Linked DNA regions of Mus musculus: region 2 is linked to region 1. The links are chromatin loops, found by intact Hi-C in ENCODE. Cell type or tissue: left cerebral cortex. All regions are shown on one strand. Each heading gives the region's core, and the rest is flanking DNA. Links, peaks and the distances in the headings are about the cores only. Region 1 has its middle 16 kb from the start of 4930449E01Rik. Region 2 overlaps Gm35967 (a long non-coding RNA gene).

What was found. Hi-C counts contacts between places; a loop is a spot of excess contacts. Peaks named below come from ENCODE experiments on the same cell type or tissue, not always from the same donor. Only the 100,000 strongest peaks of a DNase experiment are listed, where the experiment ranks them.
Region 2: a loop joins it to region 1, with 2.9 times the contacts of the local background. A loop is called at or near these places in 6 of 42 quality-filtered maps.

The regions. Positions count from the first base shown.
Region 1 is chr14:105,481,467-105,484,386 of GRCm38, reverse strand. No RefSeq gene overlaps it. Among named protein-coding and RNA genes, the nearest start is that of 4930449E01Rik, 16 kb to the left of the region's middle. RefSeq lists an enhancer at 1-2,214. In left cerebral cortex, for the core only: no CTCF peak of the experiment used is centred there; DNase peaks (open chromatin) are centred at 540, 929, 1,219 and 1,525; H3K4me3 peaks cover 691 bases; H3K27ac peaks cover 720 bases.
Region 2 is chr14:105,708,085-105,711,004 of GRCm38, reverse strand. The region is part of intron 1 of Gm35967 (a long non-coding RNA gene); the gene reads left to right. Among named protein-coding and RNA genes, the nearest start is that of Gm35967, 19 kb to the left of the region's middle. In left cerebral cortex, for the core only: no CTCF peak of the experiment used is centred there; DNase peaks (open chromatin) are centred at 1,600 and 2,234; H3K27ac peaks cover 251 bases.

The sequences.
Region 1 (2,920 bases), core at 195-2,694:
TGCTGAGTCACCTGGCCACCAGAGCACCTTGAAAACGAACTTACAGGTTTGAAAAATTCCTGCCCCAGGTTTTACACAAGATAGTCTGTAATTCGAGATTCCCCCAATGACTGCACAAACACATTTAGTACATTCAGAAACATACCACTGAGAGATACTACTGAGAAGGCCACCACTCAGGGAGTAAGAAATAAATGTTACTTAAATTTGTATTTAAAATCACTATAACCAATAATACGATATCCCACAGAATTGTTGGAGCTAAGTTTATACAACTGGAACAATACTTCTATTCTTAACATATTCTACTTAAACCATCCTAGCTTGAAGCCTAAACCAGAAACGATTACAGCAATCTCACATATTTATAAGATAATTTCACGGATTGGCTTGTTTTTGAAAAAATAATGGGGTAGCGTGATAACTGTATGAGAATCCAGGCACATAGGTTTTTCCTTATACACGTGATAGCCAAGAGAATGGAATGTGTGCGTCAAGCCTGACACTCTCATGAGTATTCTGTCCATAAACAACAGCTTACATTGTTTGGAGAACAAGAAGATTTTTTTTGAAACACGGGGCTAGGCATAAGAACATTGTAAGTCAAAATAAAAAATCCATCCTGAGTTGTCAAAAAGCCCAGAGTCTGATACACGCCGATGGCAACATTTACAGCCCATGCATGAGTAAATAGACTCGCCAATTCACATCCACAGGCACGCACCGATACCCCAGACCAACGTGGGCACAGGCGGCCCTTTATGTCTACCCGGACTTGGCTTTTGCAGCTGCCCGTTTTCTCAGTGTTGTCTCCGGGGCAGTTTCCTGTTGCCATAGCTGATGGCCTGCCCACGCCTGCCTGGGCCTTTCAAGTGTCAACACTCCCAGGCCTGCTGCAGTGGTCAAATGCTTGTTAATGAGATATAGCAGCTGGGTAGGGGTGAACCGCTGAGAGGGATAAAGGAAGACCGCTGGTGCAGGAAGCGATGCCTTTTGAATCTTTTCAGCAGGGTGAAAGCTTTCAAATCAAAGCGGGTATGTTGTATTCATTAATAAACCCGAGTTCCCATGCAGTCACATTAAAGCCAGCAGTTTAACTTTGAGCCAGACAGGTGAATTTCCCCCTCGATTTTACCCCGAAAGACAATAAAGACGAAAACAAGGCTTTAGCGTGGGACAAAGGCGCACTTCCTCATCTGCGGGGCTGACCAGACTGCTGAACCAAACAAGGGGCTACTTGCTTTCTTTTTCAATTTATCCCTTTGTCCGTGTATTTGTGTGCGCGCGCGTGCACGCCCGTGTGCATGTTGCAAAGCTCATAGCAACCACTCTTGGTTCTCGGGTTCAGCATTTTGCACACACACACACACACACACACACACACACACACACACACACACACCTTTTAAAACCTATCAAAAACAGAATTAACAACTTAACAACTACTTGTGAGGGAAAAAACTACACGGGCATGAATATGGGGTCATATGGCTACTGGCTCAGATGAAACCTAGCTGTGCATCCCCACCCATCTACCCCCACCTCAACCTATTACTGGGACAGTTTCTCCAGGAAGCTGTGGGAGGTGACAGCATCATGAGACAGTGCTAACAGCTGGGAGAAGTCAGGAGAAGAAGAAAGAAAGAAAGAGAGAGAGAGAGAGAGAGAGAGAGAGAGAGAGAGAGAGAGAGAAAGAAAGAAAGAAAGAAAGAAAGAAAGAAAGAAAGAAAGAAAGAAAGAAAGAAAGAAAGAAAGAAAGAAAGAAAGAAGAGACATCTACAGCTTAACTGACAGGGTTACCTTTAAATTCCTTTGCTAGGAAATTGGGCCCAGAGGCAGTTTTACTAGGTTAATAAACAGTATCAGAGATGAATTATCTATTTTTGGGATTGGCTGGAAAATCCAGTATCAATGATGTGATTTTAGAAGCAGGGATGTGTATATTAGACCAAACACATACATTATTTCTCTGTTACCATTTTTCTTCACAATCTTATTGATAAACTAATTGGTAAGGCTTATCTAATACTGTAAATAAAAGATCATACCTATATATTATCCTAATTATCCCAATTTGCAACTGCAAGCAATTAAGAAATTAAGAGAAGAGGCATTCTTTAAAGCTCTCCAGTTTTTAAATTTTCATAAATTATTTTAAGTGTTGATTCTTAAGAGGTCTTCCTAATCTAATATAGGAAGAAAGTGGAAATGCCATTTATTGGGTACTATAATGTATCAGACATCAAACTAGATTCTTTAACACGAATACATACCCATATATAAATTTATATAAATATAAAATATACATAAACACATGCGTATGTAGATAGATAGATAGATAGATAGATAGATAGATAGATAGATAGATAGATGTATATATCTATAACAGGCTCTCAAGGAGAGGGAGATGGCTCAGTGGGTAATGAATGTGCTTGCCTCTCAAACAAGAGAATCTGAGTTTAGGACCCATGTAAAAGAAGCTGAGTGTAGTGATACATGCTTGCAATCCAAGCTGTAGGGAGGCACAGCTCACTGGTCAGCTAGTTTGGCCTACACAGTGAAGGCACAGGACACTGAGAGAACTTTTCTCAAGGGGAAAAAAAATGAAAGGCATTTGAGTGGCACCCAAGGATATCTACTTATCTCTACCAGTGCAAGCACGCATGCATGCACGCACGTACCAGCAGACAGACATACCTGAATCCCTTAACACACACACACAAGCACATAGACATGAAAACCACACAGACCTGCACCAGCATTCATAATGCTGTGACGTCTTTACTGATCAAGACCCTCCGTTGTGGAGAGCTCACATCAACTCCCCAAGGCTGTAAATGACAATCAAATTTCACAAGCACATTTGCCTTCTTCTGTTTTATGTTTTGCCTTTTGGTTCTCTGGCTGGACTGTTTTTGGC
Region 2 (2,920 bases), core at 231-2,730, 230 kb before region 1:
CTAAAATCTGAATGAATGCGTAATCTCAGAGAGCAGTTGTTTGAACAATTAGATACATTTTAAAAATATATATAATCTGATGTTTAAAATATAGAAAGGACTTCAGTTATTTTTCCCAAGTAGATGCTCAGGTGGCCAAGTGCTATTAGACATGGACTGCCTGGTATCACTCTTCAGCCCGGAATTGTACTTAATTCGTAGGAGATAATGTTCACTGTCTTTAAGATGGCTGTTACTATCAGGTTAGTAGGTAACAAACATTTGTCAGAGCAGGAAAAAAAAAACCAACAAACAAAAAACCAACGAACCAACAAACACCTAGAACTCCATGCACACTGTTGGTGAAAACGTAAATTGGCATGGCCATTGTGAAAAACAGTATGAATATTTCTCAAAAAATTAAAAAGGAAATTCTCAATGATTCTCAATCCACTCCTGAAATATATCTCAGAAAAAAAAAACCCAAACGATAATGGCAAACAAACAAACAAAACAATAACCCAAAGTACAAAAAACAAAAAACAAAACCAAGAATTGGTATTTCAGCAGAGGAGACAGGTTGCTGTAAGTGAGTTGTCCGCCTGTAAGCAGAGTTTGGGACCCCAATACACACATAAAAGCCCAGCTCAGTGGCTGGTGTTTGTGCCCCTAGTTTTGGAGGGTGGAGACAGAGATATGTCGGGGCTCACTGCCTAGCCAGCTCAGTCAAAACTGTGTGCTTCAGATTCAGTGAGAGACACTGCCTCAAAAGACAAGAGAAGGAGTTGGTTAGAGAAAGACACCTCAACATTAGGTCCAAGCTCACATAGGTGAGCACACGCAAGCACACATGTGAGCTAACCACTCCCAGACACGCACACATTCACATATACAACCCCCTTTTTAAAATCAGCATCTGAAAAACTTCTTCCCCCTTCTGTTTGCCACTGCACAATATACCATAGTCAAGATATTGAAATACTCTATGTGCTCATCACAAACGAATGAAGAAAATGTGATATATGATATGTACATACATGTGAGGCACAAGTCAGAGATAGGAATTTATAATTTTGAAATGTAGCACATAAAAAATATTTATTCAACCTTTAAGTTCTGTAACTTAAAAGTAAAATGAGTAGACAATGCATGAATTGTTAAATGTCATTTTGAGGCTATTTCTATTTGGAAGACCAGGCTGTACCCTGACTTACAGTTAATCTTCAGCCTTTATCACCTCAATGTTGGAATGCCAGGAGTGTACTGCCAGACCCAGCCACAAAAAAAAAAAACTGTAAATTAGAAACTGAGAACTTATGTTAGAAACCACAGAGACATTGATGTAGCCTTATGGATCAGGCACAAAATTGACTACTCCCTGTCACTATTGTGTATGTAATTAATTGCTTAAAACAATTTCGTCTGTAATCTCCTTATCTTTGTCATAACTCAGAGACCAATTGCATGCTGCTCCTTTTGCCTGACACAGGGCCTGCTAATGACTCACTGACTTTTCAGTTCTACAGGAGGAAAAGCCATGTGGCCATTTCCTGGGCACCTCAGGCAAATGATGCCCACCACTTTTAAGTTGTTTGGACTTTATGTAATTTGATGATCTGCAATCAGGATGCTAAAACACTTAGAGAGCTTGGGTTTGCATGCACACACTCTGTGAAAATGTCACTATTTGCACGTCTGAATTTATTGAGCCAGACGTACCAGTGGCAGCTTAGGGACTTTATTATTCAGACAGGCTTGTCTTGCCCTGTACTGATTTCAAATGGGAAGGAATTGCTTATATATTTGTCTGTCTGTGGGGCATTATGCTCAGTATATCAATGTTTATGTTACTTGGATGAGAAAATACAGAGTGGTCCCCAAGGGAGCTCGCATATCCCTACATCCACTACCTTAGACCACTTGGCAACGTTACCAGTCTGCCTCTCACACATCCCTAAAATGACTGTGTCAACCTCCTGAGGCAGTTCAGAGATCATTTTTCTATTACAACCACAGTGCATTTCTAGTCACAATAGCATTAGGGAAAAATAATTATCCTCTCTTTGCATTTTAACAAAAGAATTTAAAATGACAAAATAGTTTACTCAAAATAGCAGTTGAGAGGTCTGTTATAATTCTATTGTTGCTTCCAGAGCAGATGCCACGCCACATGCAAAATGCCAAGACCACAGAGAAAATATTTTTAGCTCGGTAAAAATATGTGACATTTAAGAAAGAAATGGTAGTGTCTTGATTCATTTGTTAATTAAGCCCTTCAACATTTTCTATACACAGTTGTTGGAAGGTTATAGGATGTAAGGAGAATACAGCCTTTGCCTCCGTGGGATGTGTATTTTTAGATGATTATGATAAACTGTTCCTCATAATTCATAATATGTGGGAGGAAGAAAGAAAAAGGCAAATGATAAATCAAATGTATTCTTGGTTTCATGAAAAAGAGCCCCTGACATTGTCTTTCATGGGACAAAGGATGATTGTGTGGGCAAGGTGCAGAGGAGGAAAGTCTCTTTAATGAACAAATGATTTGCACGTCCAGAGGTTCAAGTTGGAGAGCAACACTGTAGGCCTTGAGAGAGCTCAGGTGGGTCTCAGAGGACTTAGACAGGGCCTCGGAGGAGCAGAGGGGTAGAAGTTATGATAACTACTTGTTGAGCTCTTTCTAGATATTTAAGGTGAAGACTAGAAGAACACATGGCAGTTTCAATGCCTAAGCCTGAACAGGGACAACTAAGACAAATACATGACAATCTAGAAGGACACTCTTGGAAAATATGTTTATATTTAGGTGTCAGAACTTTGAGCAGTAAGATTAGCTTGGTACCCAGTACTCTGAGAGACAGGACCTCACAATGAAGGGTACCATCACTGTTATGTTGTAAGCTGCTTTCTAACATCTAAAATAGAAACAAAATTGGCATTG